Linked DNA regions of Homo sapiens: region 2 is linked to region 1. Evidence: chromatin loops called from intact Hi-C (ENCODE). Cell type or tissue: OCI-LY7. All regions are shown on one strand. Each heading gives the region's core, and the rest is flanking DNA. Links, peaks and the distances in the headings are about the cores only.

What was found. Hi-C counts contacts between places; a loop is a spot of excess contacts. Peaks named below come from ENCODE experiments on the same cell type or tissue, not always from the same donor. Only the 100,000 strongest peaks of a DNase experiment are listed, where the experiment ranks them.
Region 2: a loop joins it to region 1, with 6 times the contacts of the local background. A loop is called at or near these places in 37 of 110 quality-filtered maps.

The regions. Positions count from the first base shown.
Region 1 is chr7:23,710,726-23,718,899 of GRCh38, reverse strand. STK31 (serine/threonine kinase 31) reads right to left here. Exons shown (of 24, transcript NM_031414.5): 2 at 6,755-6,801; 3 at 6,614-6,666; 4 at 1,321-1,419. Among named protein-coding and RNA genes, the nearest start is that of STK31, 4.6 kb to the right of the region's middle. In OCI-LY7, for the core only: a CTCF peak has its summit at 6,288; a DNase peak (open chromatin) is centred at 6,299.
Region 2 is chr7:23,274,375-23,281,897 of GRCh38, reverse strand. GPNMB (glycoprotein nmb) reads right to left here. Exons shown (of 11, transcript NM_002510.3): 11 at 6,790-7,523. Among named protein-coding and RNA genes, the nearest start is that of MALSU1, 21 kb to the left of the region's middle. RefSeq lists silencers at 4,242-4,291, 4,302-4,361. In OCI-LY7, for the core only: CTCF peaks have their summits at 4,115, 4,317, 5,140 and 5,340 (motif pointing right); DNase peaks (open chromatin) are centred at 4,317 and 5,367.

The sequences.
Region 1 (8,174 bases), core at 3,175-8,174:
AGAAACATGTCTACCCTACAATTTAGCAATTCTACTCTAGATATATGTGCAAAAGAAATGAGTCAATACATCCAGCAGAAGACTTATATAAGGATTTCACGGCAGTTTCATTCAGAGTAGTTAAAAACTGCAAAAAATCCAAATGCCCATCAAAGGAGAACAGATCGATAAATTGTGTTATATTTATACAATGAATGTTAAATAGCTTAAAAAAGAACAGACTACCAATACACTAATACACACAACAATATAAATGAATCTCAGAAATTATGTTGAACAAAAGAAGCCAGATACATACAATAAACTACATACTCCATGATTTAAGAACAGACATACGAATCTATGGTGATAGTATCAAAATGAGGGTTATACCTCTGATGGAGAAACTACTGACTAAGAATTGACTGAGAAGGGGCCCGAAGGAATTTTCTGAAATGATAGAACCATATGTTGATCTGGATGGTGGTTACATGGATACATACACACGTAAAAACTCACCAAGCTATATACTTAGGATCTTAAGAGATATATACCTTACTGTATACAAGTTATAACTCAGTAAAAAAGAAAAAAGCCAAATTGCTCTGCATAAAGATGCATCTTACAAATTTTTTGTGAATCAAAGTCAAATGCAAGGAATCTAGTTTGTTCACCACTGCATACTTACTTAATGCTTAATACAGTGCCAGGTACATGGCAGACAGTACATACGTTTTCTTCACTTTTGTTTTTTTGGCTAGAATAGTGTAGCTTTTAATTCTACTTTTCCTATTTTTAACTGTAGTAAACTATACATAACATAAAATTGACTATCTTGACCATTGTTAAGTATACAGTTCAGTGGCATTAAGTACATTCATACTGTTCTGCAACCTTCGCCACCATTCATCATCCATCTCCATAGCTCTTTTCATGTTGTAAAACTGAAACTCTACACCCATTAATCAATAACTCCTCATCCTCAATCTTCCCCCAGTCCCTGATAACCATCACTCACTTTTTCTGTCTCTATGATTTTGACTACTCTAAGTACTTCATACAAGTAGAACCATAACAGTATTTGTCCTCTTGTGACTGGCTTATTTAGCTAATGTCCTGAAGATTCATCCATGTTGTAGCTTACGTCAAATTTCAAGACTGAGTAATATTCAGTCCATAAGTATTTTTGAATTAATAAATATACCATAACAGTAGTTTATACAAATTCCAAAAATCAGCCTCTTCTTTTCAAATATACCAGGAACTCCAAAAACTAAATATCTAAGACACAGGAAAGCTGACAGGAGGAATGAAATAATTATATTCAAGAATATGGCTCACCTTGTTTGGGTCAAGATTCCCCAAAACTGAACTGGCCTGGGGGCAAACTTCAGACAGTGAGCAACCAATCTTCATGATATCCTTATTTCTATTGATACTCTAGAAAGATTAGATATAGTATAAGATACAGTAAAATATTATTTTACAGTGTTACACGCTTGAGGGTTCTAAGCATGATAAACTTAAAAGATTTTAGGCCATTAGAAATTAAATCAACTTCTTATGCCTGTATTTTTTCATAATTTAAATGAGTTATTTATAAGAAATGAGACTAGGCCATAGAAAAAGTTTACTTCCCAATGTGTTCAAATTAGGTAGAATTCAAACAAGATACCAAATATAATTAAATCATATGGAAAGGATTCCTTAAAGATTGATTTGATTGCAGAGCTCAAACTGGGAAATAAAAGATGATCCTGGGACATTTGATGGTGCCAGAAAGTAAAGAAATGCTAAAAAAAAAAAAAAAAAAAAAAAAAAAAGCAGGTTGCGATGGCTCACACCTGTAATCCCATCACTTTGGAGGGCCGAGGTGGGAGGATCATTTTTGAGCCCAGGAGTTTGAGACTAGCTTGGCAATGTGGTGAAATCCTGTCTCTACAAAAATAATACAAAAGATTAGCCGGGCATGGTAGTGTGCACCTATAGTTCCAACTACACAGGAAGATGAGGTGGGAGGATTGCTTGAGCCCAGAAGTTCGAGACTGCAATGAGCCATGAGCACACTACTGCACTCTAGCCTTGGTGACGGAGACCCTGTCTTGAAAAAAAAAAAAAAAAAAGTGCTCAAAAAAAGAATAGGAGACGTTTAAGGACAAGTACCAATCTGTATTCTTTGGTGAACTTTGTCCCAATGGCCAAGGCTGAATAATTTAAACAACAAAATAAATTATGATAGCATAGGATTATAACCCACGGAATAAATATCCTTGAGTTTATATTAATATAAATAATTGAATAAATAAATGGCAGAGAAGAGACAGCTCTTCCTTACAGAAGAATTCCAATTAATAAATGTGGAAGGAATGAGGGGAATAGAAAATCATCATTAGGCAAGCACTAGAGCAATAAACAATAAAATTCGTGGGTGAAAAGTTGAACAGAAACTGGATTAGACAGCCACAATAAGTCTCCTAAAACATTAATTAATTACAAAAGAAAAGAGTAACTTTACAGCGAAAAAACCTGGAAGTTGCCACCTTACCCAAGTGAATCAAGGTTATCATCAATAAGAAGGTATATCACATCATGAAACCCCAATATGATATACTGAGAGGACTACAATATCACTTCTGTGGAACTCTTGCTAATCTATTCATAAGAAATCATCAAACAAACCCAAATTAAAAGATACTCTACAAAATAACTAATATTCATCAGAAGTGTCAAAAGTCTTGAAATACAAGGAAAAACTGAGGAACATTCAGAGGTTAAAGGAAACCAAGGATACACAACTAAATACAATTTGGGATTCTGTATTGGATCCTGGAACACAAAAAGACAAAAAACTGCTAAAATTTAAATAAGGGCTGTAGTTTAGTTAATAGCATTGTACTAATGTTAATTCCCTGGCTTTGATCACTGTACTGTGGTTATATAACACATTAGCATTAAAGGAAGCTGGGTGAAGAGTATACAGAGCCACATTCTAGCCTCTGTACTAATTTTGCAACATTCCTGTAAGTCAAAGTTTCTTCAAAATAAAATGTTAAATATATATATATGTTCTAAAGAAATATACCAACAAAATATTCAATAATGCTAGAAAGAACATGATTATCCGTGATGACTGAAAAAAAACTCTGAAAGAGCAGTTCAAAGAACATCATGATGAATATCAAAGTCTCAGCATAGAACAGGAACTGAATTTAAACTGACCCTGAGAAACAAGAGAAGCAGCCTTTGTGAACAAACCCCTGGAATCAAAATATTCCATATAACTATATTTTTTCACTATACAGACTAAAACAAATAGGAGCTCTTTGTTTGTTTGTTTGTTTGGTGCAATCTCAGCTCACTGCAGTCTCAATCTCCTGGGCCCAGGCAATCTTCCCACCCTCAGCCTCCCACATAGCTGGGAACACAAGCATGCACCACCATGCCTGGCTAATTTTTTTTTTTTTTTTTGTAGCGACAAGGTCTTACTGTTGCCAAGGCTGGTCTCAAACTCCTGGGCTCAGGCGATCCTCTCACATAGGTCTCCCAAAGTGTTGGGATTACAGGCATGAGCCACCATGCCTGACCAGAAGCTTGTTCTTTCAAAGAAACAGGTGGAGTCAAATACGTCAGATTCCTTCAGCTGCCACTCATCCAATCTGAAGTGTTTGCTTATAAGTGGTTTATAAGGCAGAAGCCCACAGGGCAAAAAAAAATGGAGAATACACGTGAGCAGATTTTCATCCTAATCTGCCTACGCGTATTTCCAAATCTCTAGTCTTCTCTATGCCTATATCCCACCATAACCCCAACCAAATTTGCCAATTTGCTTATTGAAATAACCACTACATTCATTTATATACCATTAGTAGTTTTAATGTTTAATCTTTTCATGCGCATGTTTCCTGTTTTAAACGTTCTTCTACAAGAGCCTCAACTTCATGGTTTAACTCAGAGGTTGGCAAATTACAGCCGCCTGTTTTAGTAAATAAAGTTTACTGCATCACAGCTACACACACTCATTCACATTATGTCTATGGCTGCTTTGCACTATGTTGGCAGAATTGAATAGCTGCAAAACAAACTGTATGGCCTAAAAATGGTAAAATACTCATCATCTGATCCTTTACAAAAAAAAAACTGCTGACTCTTGAATTTGCTCCAAATTCAATCAACATATTCACAAATAAAGTAAACTGAAATCAAAGTCTAGAGCTGCACTAGTGAATACAATAGCCAATACCCACTTGAAATATGGCTAGTCTAAGGAGATATGCTGTAAGTCTAATATACACACTGGATTTCAAAGACAATATTAAAAAGGAAATATAAACTATCCTGTTCACATTTTTATGCTAATTATATTTTGAAACAATATTTTGGATATATTGAGTTAAATAAAATGTACTTATTAAAATGTCACCTGCTATTTTTAGTTTCTTCAATGTGGCTGCCAAAAATGTTTTAAAATTACTTACATGGCTCATATATTTCTACTAGACAGCACTAGTCTAGAAAATCTTTTTACACTGATAAATGATGTTTCTGTATAATAAGCTTAAATATAATTTATCATCCACCCTGGGACACTGTTGAGAGTGATGCAGTTGTCACTAATACAGAGACAATGGGCATGGAACCAGAACGTGTGAGCAACCTTTAGAGAATATGCATAAGCAGAAACAAATTTGCCAAATATATGTGCATAAGCAGACACACGAATTTGCCCCAAGTTTTCTATAACATCACCCTTCTACAATTTTTTTTTACATGCAGCCATGCCCCACATAGTGACATTGTGGTCAAAGAATGAACCACACACACTACAGTAGTCCCGTAAGATTATAATGAAGCTGAAAAATTCCTATTGCCTAGTGTAGTCCTAGCCATTGTAACATCATAGAACAATGCATTACTCACATATTTGTGGTGATGCTGGTGTAAACCTACCGTGCCCCAGTCTCACAAAAGCACAGCACATACAATTATGTACAGTACATAATACTTGGTAATGAAAATAACTATGTCACTGGTGTGTGTGTATATATATATTTTTTTTTACTATAATTTTTCTTATTTTAGTGTACTCCTACTTATTTAAAAAAGTTAACTGTACAGCCGCCTCAAGTCCTTCTGAAGGTATTCCAAAAGGGCATTTTTATTACAGAAGATGACAGCTCCATGCACATTACTGACCCTGAAGACCTTCTAGTAGGACAAGAAGCGGAAGTGAAAGACAGTGATATTGAAGATCTTGTCTTCGTTTTTAACCAAAAAGTTTTTAAAGTAAAAAAAAATTAAAAGTTTAAAAAGAGAAGAAAGCTTTAGAATAAGGACGTAAAGAATATTTTTGCACAGCTCTACAATGTTTGTTTTAAGCTGTGTTACTACAAATGAGTCAAAAGTTTATTAAAAGTTACAGTAAGCTAAGGTTTATTGAAGAAAAATATTTTTATAAATTTAGTGTAGCCTAAGTGTATGGTATTTATAAAGTATACAGTAGTGTACAGTAATGTCCCAGGACTTCACATTCCTCACTACTCACTCAATGACTCACCCAAAGCAATTTCTAATCCTGCAAGCTCCATTCATGGTGAGTGCCCTATACAGGTGTACCACTTTTTAATCTTTTATAATATGTTTTTACTGTACCTTCATGTTTAGATACATAAAGACTTAATATTGTGTTACAATTGTCTGCAGCATTCAGTACAGTAACATGAGGTACAGGTACACCACATGGCCTAGGTATGTGGTAGGCTATATCATCCAGGTTTCTCTAAGTACATTCTATGATGTTCATACAGCGACGCAGTTGCCTAATGATGCATTTCTCTGTATGTATCCCAGTCATTAAGTGATGCATGACTATATATTTAAGAACTCTGGGTTAATCATATTCTTCTAGAACTTTCTTCTCATATATTCTCCTTATTTCCCACATTACGAGTTCACCTCACCCCCCACCAAAAGGAGTTCCCATGCTGTAGGGAGTATAGAGAAACGTAATTTCTTTCCCTTCCGTATCATGTATAGTTTACAAAACCAAAAATTAGCAGGTCGTTCTGTGCATCAGAGGAATTTACCTTCTTAAATTGTGGAACACAGCCCTTCAGTGCTTGCTTTGTATTTAAAACTGAGTAACCTTACCTAACTGACACCCTCCCAACAGAAAATCAGAAATGTTTCATTCATGCTTCCAATTCTATAATGAGAAAAATACCACATCTCAAATTTAAGCCATTAGAAAAAACGACCGAGATTTTTAACTTATCCTCCTTCAAGAAACAATCTTATAAAAGACCCCTAGATGGGGCTATAACTTCACAAATACAACAGGCTCTCAGAATCCAGCAAAAGCAGCCTAGAATTGAGTGGAATTCTGAAATCACAATCTTGCCAATTTTCTTTTTTCAAACTTGGTGTATTATGGGCATAACACTTGACTCATAATGAGTCAAGTAACATCACAGCTGTCAACATTTGTCTCCTAATAATGCCTGGTGATAAATAATTCAATAAATATTAGGCAATGAGAATGACAAATGTATTTATTCCTGGGTTTTATTTTTGTTTTTGTTGGGGAGGAACTGGATTGGGGGAGGTGAGGGGGGATATCAACCAGTTTGCTATTTACCTGGGCCCAAAATGTTACTGCATCTTCTATGTGACTTCCAACCACATCTTCCACTAAAATCAAATCACAATACAAGGAAAATTAGAAATTAATCAGTATCATCTAGCTCTTACACCCCAAAATAATTTTTAGTGTCAGTACCTTTATCGTAATGTGTATCTTCATCCATTTGAACAATTCCTGAAAAACTAGAACAATACCTTAAATTAGATTACAATAATCCACCATTAATAATGAATGAAGACTAAACTACATCATGTTCAATTCTTACAAATGTTTTGTCCTAAATGCAGTTATCAAAATTCAAACTCTATATTAAAAATGAGCTCAATATTTCCTTCACTAACTAATTCTTTTGAGTATTTTGTAGTAGATGCAATTTTATCATATATAATCTCTATCCTTAAAATTATCTCTAGCCAAACTTTTACAAACTTATACTGAACTCATATACATTTTGATCACTTACATAAATCAATACTTTGAAACAATGTACATATTCTTTTTTTAGAAAATATCCTCCCATAAAAAGGACTTCCACAATGTAAACAAAGAGAAACATTACAAGTAATAGAACAAATGCTTTAAACTGGTAGTCTATTTTATGTAAAAGGCACGGTGGTTACTATTTTTGAAGATTCCGTGGGATTAAAGACTGCAAAAATACCTAAAATTTTGCCTATTACTTCAAAAATAATTTTAATTACATAATATTATACTTTATCAAATGCAAAAATATTCCAAAATAAATGTACACTATGTAATTTTATCTGTAATATACTAAAATACTGCACTTTCCATTCATAAGTGTTGAAGGAAAATTAAAACACAGATTTTTTATGGGTTTTTTTTTTTTTCCCCCCAAACGAAGTCTTGCTCTGTCGCTCAGGCTGGAGATCTTAGCTCACTGCAACCTCCACCCCCCGGGTTCAAGCAATTCTCCTGCCTCACCCTCCCAAGTAGCTGAGATTACCGGCGCGTGACACCACGTCCAGCTAATTTTTGTATTTTTAGTAGAGACGGGGTTTCACCATGTTGGCCAGGCTGGTCTTGAACTCCTGACCTTGTGATTTGCCCACCTCGGCCTCTCAAAGTGCCGGGATTACAGGCCTAAGCCACCGCAATTTTTTAAGAGCTTTAAAAGTTGTCTAGGAACACCACTATACTAAAGTTTCAAATGCTCTCTCATTATGAAAAGGAAAACATTAACTCCTCATCACAGAAAAATAAAATTTTAAAAATGGATTACTTTGTCACAACTTAATTTTTTAAAAAAATTTTTCGTAAGTGGCATGAAAATGTCTCCAAAGCAAGGGTTCTTTTCTACTGGTCAAAAAGCAGTTTTTAAATTCAACTGACTGAAAAGCTGTAATAACTTTTAGGGAGACTATATATTCCCACGGAAAGCATTAAGGCTTAAATTCAGTAAAAGTTAAAATTACTTTGGAAATCTCTCCACACACTCCAAGAAGCTACTTCTAGAGTAGTTTTTAAATCTTATTTTAAAATGACTTGCCCTGATTATGAAGGCACTGATGCCGTACCCACTTTCTGCAAACAG
Region 2 (7,523 bases), core at 1,407-6,406, 440 kb after region 1:
TCCACCTCCACATCTTGTCCCAGTGGGTGGTCTTCAGGGGCAATAACACCCATGGGACTGTCATCTGTTTTAATAACAATGCCTTCTTCTGAAATACCTCCTGAAGGACCTGCCTGAGGCTGGTGTACAGTTAACTTTTTTTTTTTTAAATAAGTAGAAGGACTTTACTTATAAAATAGATGATACACTCTACACTCTAAAATAAATGATACAAAGTATAATATTGTAAATACTAGGCAATAGGAATTTTTCAGCTCCATTATAATCTTATGGGACCACTGTTGCATATATGTAATGTCTTTATGCAGTGCATGACTGTATTTCAGTACATGGATATACCACAATTTATTTATCTATTCTCCAGTTGGTGGAAACTTAAGATTGTTTCTAGTTTGTGGCTATTAGAAATAACACTATTGTGAACATCTGAGTACAAGTCATTGTATGAACATATATCTTATTTCTCTTGGGTAAATACCTAGGAGTTATGGTATGTGTATATTTAACCTTATAAAAAACTGCTGAACTGTTCCAAAGTGGTTGTTCCATGTTGCATTTCCACCAGCAGTGAATGAGAATTCTGTGGTTCTTTTCTACAAACAAGAAGTTTGTAATGTCTTTTTCATATACTTTTATTTTATTTATTTATTATTATTATTATTTTTTGAGACGGAGTCTCACTCTGTCGCCCAGGCTGGAGTGCAGTGGCGTGATCTCAGCTCACTGCCAGCTCTGCCTCCCGGGTTCACGCCATTCTCCTGCCTCAGCCTCCCAAGTAGCTGGGACTACAGGCGTGCACCACCACACCTGGCTAATTTTTGGTATTTTAGTAGAGACAGGGTTTCACCATGTTGGCCAGGCTGGTCTTGAACTCCTGAGCTCAGGCAATCCGCCCGCCTTGGCCTGCCAAAGTGCTGGGATTACAGGTGTCAGCCACAGCGCCTGGCCCTTTGTATACTTTTAAATGATGACATAATCAGATATATCAATCTTTTTCTTTATGGTTGGTGCTTTTGGGGATGTGTGAAATTCTCCCCAAATCACTTGCTTCCTCGTGTTATGATTCTCCTATTTGTATAAGCTCTTGAGAGGATTCTTAGAATTTTTTTTCTTCAGAAAGGTCTTTTATGACATCCCAGGATGGCAATTCATTAGCAATATACACTTAGCTTACTATGGCACATAATACAACATTTGTCATCACTTCAGAATAATGAATGTGACATGAAATTGAGGGTAAGAGATCAAAGTGCTCTATTATGAAAATTGGCCTGGTGCAGTGGCTCACACCTGTAATCCCAGCAGTTTGGGAGGGCCAAAGTGGGTGGATCACTTGAGTCCAGGAGTTCAAGACCAGCCTGGGCAATGTGGTGAAACCCCTAAAAAAAAATTTTTTTTTAAAGAAATGTAAAAAGAAAGAAAATTATGTCTCACATAATTGAAGTTCTCTGAATAAATCTTGTTTGCCCAGTTCAGTTCTAAGTGGAGTCCAGCATGCTTTAGAACACAGATGAGCAAACTCATTCTGTAAAGAGCCAGATAGTAAATATTTTTAGGGCTCCCAGGCCATGCAGTCTCTGTCACACTACTCAGCTCTGCTGTTGCAATGCAGAAGCAGAGCTGAGACAATATGTAATGAATGAATGTGGCTGTGTTCCAACAAAACTTCATTTATGGACACCAAAATTTGAATTTTATGTCATTTTTATGTGTCACAAAATGGTATCATTCTTTTGATTTTTTCCCCAAACCATTAAAAAATATGAAAACTATATTTAGCTTGTATGCCATACAAAAATAGGCAGAGGGCTGGCTTTGGCCGGTAAACTGCAGTTTGCCAACCCCTGATTTAGAATATAATCCTCCTGACATCTCTATAAGGAAACTGGGTAATATTATCCTCCCCATATTGCACAGTAGAACATGAGAACCTGGAGAGACTTTAGAGTTCACCCAGTTTAATTTCCCTCGCCACCTTCTTGCCTCCAATTTGCAGATAAGGAGGCTGCAGTAGAGAAAAGGGAGAATGACTGGTTTCAGGTCATCTAGCTAAGACATCTTGCTGCAGCTCAGGTCTCTCAATGTAAGTCCTAGTTATCTTCCTCTACTCAATTCCAAAAATCAAATTTTGAAGCCATATCCACAGCCACAAAATCCTTCTGCCACATTCTCATCAGTGGCTAATCTTTTTTTGCTCTAAAGGAATTTATTTCAATAAACATTTTAGCTGGGCGTGGTGGCTCATGCCTGTAATCCCAACACTTTGGGAGGCCGAGGCGGGTGGATCACTTGAAGTCAGGAGTTCGAGACCAGCCTGGCCAACATGGTGGAACCCCGCCTCTGCTAAAAATACAAAAATTAGCTGGGTGTGGTGGCAGGTACCTGTAATCCCAGCTAGTCAGGAGGCTGAGGCAGGAGAATCACTTGAACCCAGGAGGCGGAGGTTGCAGTGAGCCGAGATTGTGCCATTGCACTCCAGCCTGGGTGACAAGACCAAAACTCTGTCTCAAAAAATAAAATAAAAAATAAACACTTTAAAATTAAGGACTCAATAAGCCCAAATCTTGATACTTAATTTGCATCATTAAAACCTATACAATAGGTCAGGCATGGTGGCTCCTCCCTGTAATCCCAGCACTTTGGGAGGCTGAGGCATGTGGATCACTTAAGCTCAGGAGTCTGAGACCAGCCTGGCCAACATGGCAAAATCCCATCTCTACTAAAAATACAAAAATTAGTCTGGTGTGGTGGTGCATACCTGTGGTCCTAGCTACTCTGGGGTGCTGAGGTGGGAGAATCGCTTGAGCCCAGGAGGCGGAAGTCGTAGTGAGCTGAGATCGCACCGCTGTACTCCAGCCTGAGTGACAGAGTGAGACCCTGTCTCAAAACCAAAATAAAACAAAACAACAAACCCATGCAGTGAAATTAATAATGGCAGTTACATTGTAAACTGGAGAAACATTTTGATTAGTGAGATGACATGACATTTGTGAGAAAATTATACATAGAATGAAAATTGGTTAAATACTAATATACCATTAAGGTACCCAAATCCCAAAATGCCTATGGGAGAGCGCCAAAGAAAAAATTTATTCCAGAATTTCAAGGACAATAGGAATGGCTGTTCAGTTCTAAGCAGCAGAGGAACTGTCCCTGCAGATTAAGCTGAGGCCAGTGGGGTTGACCAAGATGGGGGACTCCGGGTCAGAGCTTAGCGCTCTTCCTGCAGTGACACTTGTGCGGTGACATGTTACATTAGTCTGGAATCCAAGCTCTATGAGAACAGAGTCCTTGTCTCTCTTGTCACTATTGAGTCCTCTCCTAGACAAGAGCTTGGGACATACTGGTGCCCAGTAAATGACAGTTGAATAATTGAAATCAGTCTGCAAGGGGTGATTCCTGGGAGCTGAACTCTGCTTTTTTTTTTTTTTTTTTGGGACAGGGCCTCACTCTGTTACCCAGGCTGGAGTGCAATGGTGCACTCTCAGCTCATTGCAACCTCCTTCTCCTGGGCTCAAGCGATTCTCAAGCCTCCCGAGTAGCTGGGGTGACAGCCACCTGCCACCACATCCAGCTAATTTTTGTAATTTTAGTAGAGACGGGGTTTCACCATGCTGGCCAGGCTGGTCTCGAACTCCTGACCTCAGGTGATCTGCCCGCCTTGGCCTCCCAAAGTGCTGGGATTACAGGTGTGAGCCACTGCGCCCGGCCTGAACTCTGATTTTTTAAGGTAACTATTCTGGCAGCTTTGGAACCATTCTTTTAAAAACCTTAAAGGATTTTCCCCCACCAAAAGCCCCATCAGAATGTGGTCACCATCACCCCTGGATGACCACCTTCTCATCTGCCCTTACACTGTCACTCTGGTTTGAAGTTGCTACACATTCTGGATGTAATGAGTGCATTGAACGTATTGCCCTCTAAACTATTAAACAATTGAAAATTCAATGAGGGCAACCAATGTTTATAAATGAGTCAGAAGTGTTTAAAATGCAGACATTTAGAAAAAGTCCCAAGAATAAGAAATTCCCAGAATAATTTATTACCTATACATTTCAATTTTCTTTGGAAGTTCTAACGCTCAACAAACATTAATCAAATTATCTCACTATCTTTTAGGTTGCTTCCCCCGTTTCACAAATTGTGATTCAGCACAAGTTAAATGACTTGTTGCTGGGGTCATAGGGATAATATAAATTTAAATAATTCACTATTTCAGCCCTCTCTCCTGCCACTTGTTAGATTGAAACTGAGGGAGGTTTGATGAGGATTTTGACCTGCTTCCTCAAAGAATGACTGTCTATTTGCTGCTCTCTGCTACCCCCTGTTGATAAGGGAAGGAAAGAGCGGATTTCAAGACCAAATTTCTCAACGTTAGTTCCTTCCACCCAGCAGTAGCAGGATTATCTGGAAACTTGTTAGAAAGCCTTAAGGGGCCTCACCCCAGAACAGTGAATTCGAAGCTCTGGGGGTGGGCCCAGCAATATGTGTTTTAACCAAACTTCAGGTGATTCTGCTGCAATTTGAAATTACTTTTTTGCTTTAGGTACTAATGTCTTGGCCTCCTAGTCATTATAAAGATGATACAGCCTCTCCACACTGCTTCCGTCCTCAGGCCTCACATGGAGTACATACCACCATGCCATAAACAGGGTGCTTCCATGCCCACTCATTCGGGCAGATGCATGTGCCGCAGCCCTGTGAAGTAGCCAAGGAGGGCAGACATACCCATTTTACAGATGAGGAGACTGAGAAAGGAAAGGCTCAGGAAGGGTCAAACAACTTGCCCAGAGTTACTCAGACTTCAGTGGCAGGGCTGGATTCAAATAGTCTTCTGTCTTCATGTCCATGCCCAGAGCTTCAGTAGTCACTACAAAGCAGGGTGGTTCTACATTCAGGGTCAGATAATTGTTTTTTGTTTGTTTGTTTGTTTTTTGAGATGGAGTCTCCTTCTGTCTCCCAGGCTGGAATGCAGTGGTGCGATCTCAGCTCACTGCAACCTCTGCCTCCTGGGTTCAAGTGATTCTCATGCCTTAGCCTCTTGGGTAGCTGGGATTACCAGCGTGCGCCACCACACCTGGCTAATTTTTGTATTTTTAGTAGAGACGGGGTTTTTGCTGTGTTGACCAGGCTGGTCTCAAACTTCTAAGCTCAGGTGATTCACCTTCCTCGGTCTCCCAAAGTGCTGGGATTACAGGCAGGATCCACTGCGCCCTCCATGGGCCAGATAATTCTTTGTTGTGGTGGTTGTCTTGTAGATTGTAGGATGTTGGGCAACATTACTGGCCTCTAACCACGGGATGCCAGTTGTATCCCACCCTAGTTGTGACAACCACAAATGTCTCCAAACATTGCCAAATGTCCTCTAGGGGGCAAAATCACCCCTGGTTGAGAACCATGGCCCTACAGTCATCACGTAAATGGGGAGAAATCTCAATTCTTGTTCTGCAAATTTTACACTCTTTGGAAGCGATTTTAGAACAAATAGCTGTATTTTTTTTGGCCTCTAGGTCATCCAGGAAATGAAGAACCTAGACTAAATGTTAATCCCCACAATACCTTTACCATTCCTTAAGAAAATTAACAATTCTATAATATCATCTGGTATCCAGTGTGTACTCAAGTTTCCCCAGTTGTCCCACGAATATCTTTCATCACTGTTTTTTCCTCAAGCTAGGATCCAATGTAGATTCTCAAATTGCGTTTGGTTGCTGTGTCCATTTTGTCTCCATTAGTGTAAAACAGGCAAACTATGTCCCATGGGCCAAATCTGGCCTACCACCTGTTTTTGTAAATACATTTTTGCTGGAACACAGCCAGGCTCTTTTATTTATGTAATGTCTATGGTTGTTTTCACGCTACAATGAGAGAGTTGAGCAGTTGCGATCGAGACTGTGTGGCCCATAAAGCCTAAGAGATTTAGTACCCAGCCCTTTATGGAAAAAGTTTACTAAACTGTGACCTAGAATTCCACCCCCTGCCTTTATTTTTAATATGATACTGATTACTCAAAGAGTCCAGGACAATCGCTTATAGAAAATCTCTTCTTTTAGATTGATCTGATTATATACATTTACACATTAAACTTTTATTTGAAGTTTCACATATGATGTGATTGTGTGTATATACAGATATTTGAAAGATATATATATATATATCTTTTTTTTTTTTTGAGACAGAATCTGGCTCTGTTTCCTAGGCTGGAGTGCAGTGGCACCATCTCGGCTCACTGCAGCCTTGACCTCCAGGGCTGAAGTGATCCTCCCACCCCAGCCTCCTGAGTAGCTGGGACTACAGGCATGTACCATCAGGCCTGGCTAATTTTTGTATTTTTTGTAGAGACGGGGTTTCATCATGTTGCCCAGGCTGGTCTCAAACTGCTGAGCTTAAGCAGTCTGCCTGCCTCAGCCTCCCAAAGTGCTGGGATTATAGGTGTGAGCCACTGTGCTCAGCCATATATATATATATATATATATATATATATATATATATATATATATATATATGTAGTTAGGTAAAAAATATTTATGAGATTATCAATGCTCTATGAGACATTGTTAAACAACTTTTTACTTGTCAAAAACTATAAATGAAATTGAGGCTGGGTACAGTGGCTTACTCCTGTAATCCCAGCGCTTTGGGATGCTGAGGCAGGAGGATCCTTTGAGGCCAGGAGTCTGAGACCAGCTTGGACAATATAGGGAGACCCTCATCTAAAAAAAAGAAACAACTGTAAGTGAAATTGAAAAGCAAATGATGAATCAGAAAAATAATTACAATACCAAGGTCTTGTCTCTTCCCACACTTTATTTTTCAGGAAGGAGAGAAAAAGAATGTCATGTCTAACATATAGTAGATGGTTTTAGTTACAAACAGAGGTGAAATCCTTACTGATCAAGTTGCCATGAAAAACCAGGGACCTCATCTTTGGAAAGTCTTAATATATGATTTCAAATATGTGCAGCGACTGTACAAAAATTTGGAAATATACACAAGAGTGTCACTCAGCATCATGCCTGGTATATAAAAAGCACTAACTAAATGTCCATGGAATAAATGAATATATGAATATCATTCCTTCACTCAGCCAAGCAAAGTAGGTTGTCACCAAAATACTCCCACCCATTTATGAGAGTAGTATTTTTTCTGAGTCTAGCAAGTGTGCACATCATACCACAGGCTTGGGCCTGTTATTGTTCCATCAGGAGTTCATGAGTGTGTATTGAAGTGGGATTCAGTTAGCTTGGAACATGATCTTAGAAACTGGACTACATTGGCTTTATGCATACAGTTACATGGAAAGCTGAAAGTATCCCGCCTCTTCTTGCAGTTAACCTGGGTTAGGCTCTAATCAATAGTAGCTTCTCTCCTTACTCTCGGGACACAGTGTTTCTATCCTACTAGTTACCTAAGACTTTATAAGTGAAACATAAAAAATAATGAAAAGAAGCCTTGCTAAGTTGCTTTTATCAGTTTCACAACATGGCTGAAGCTGCCTGCAGTATAATCCCTCTCCCCATCTC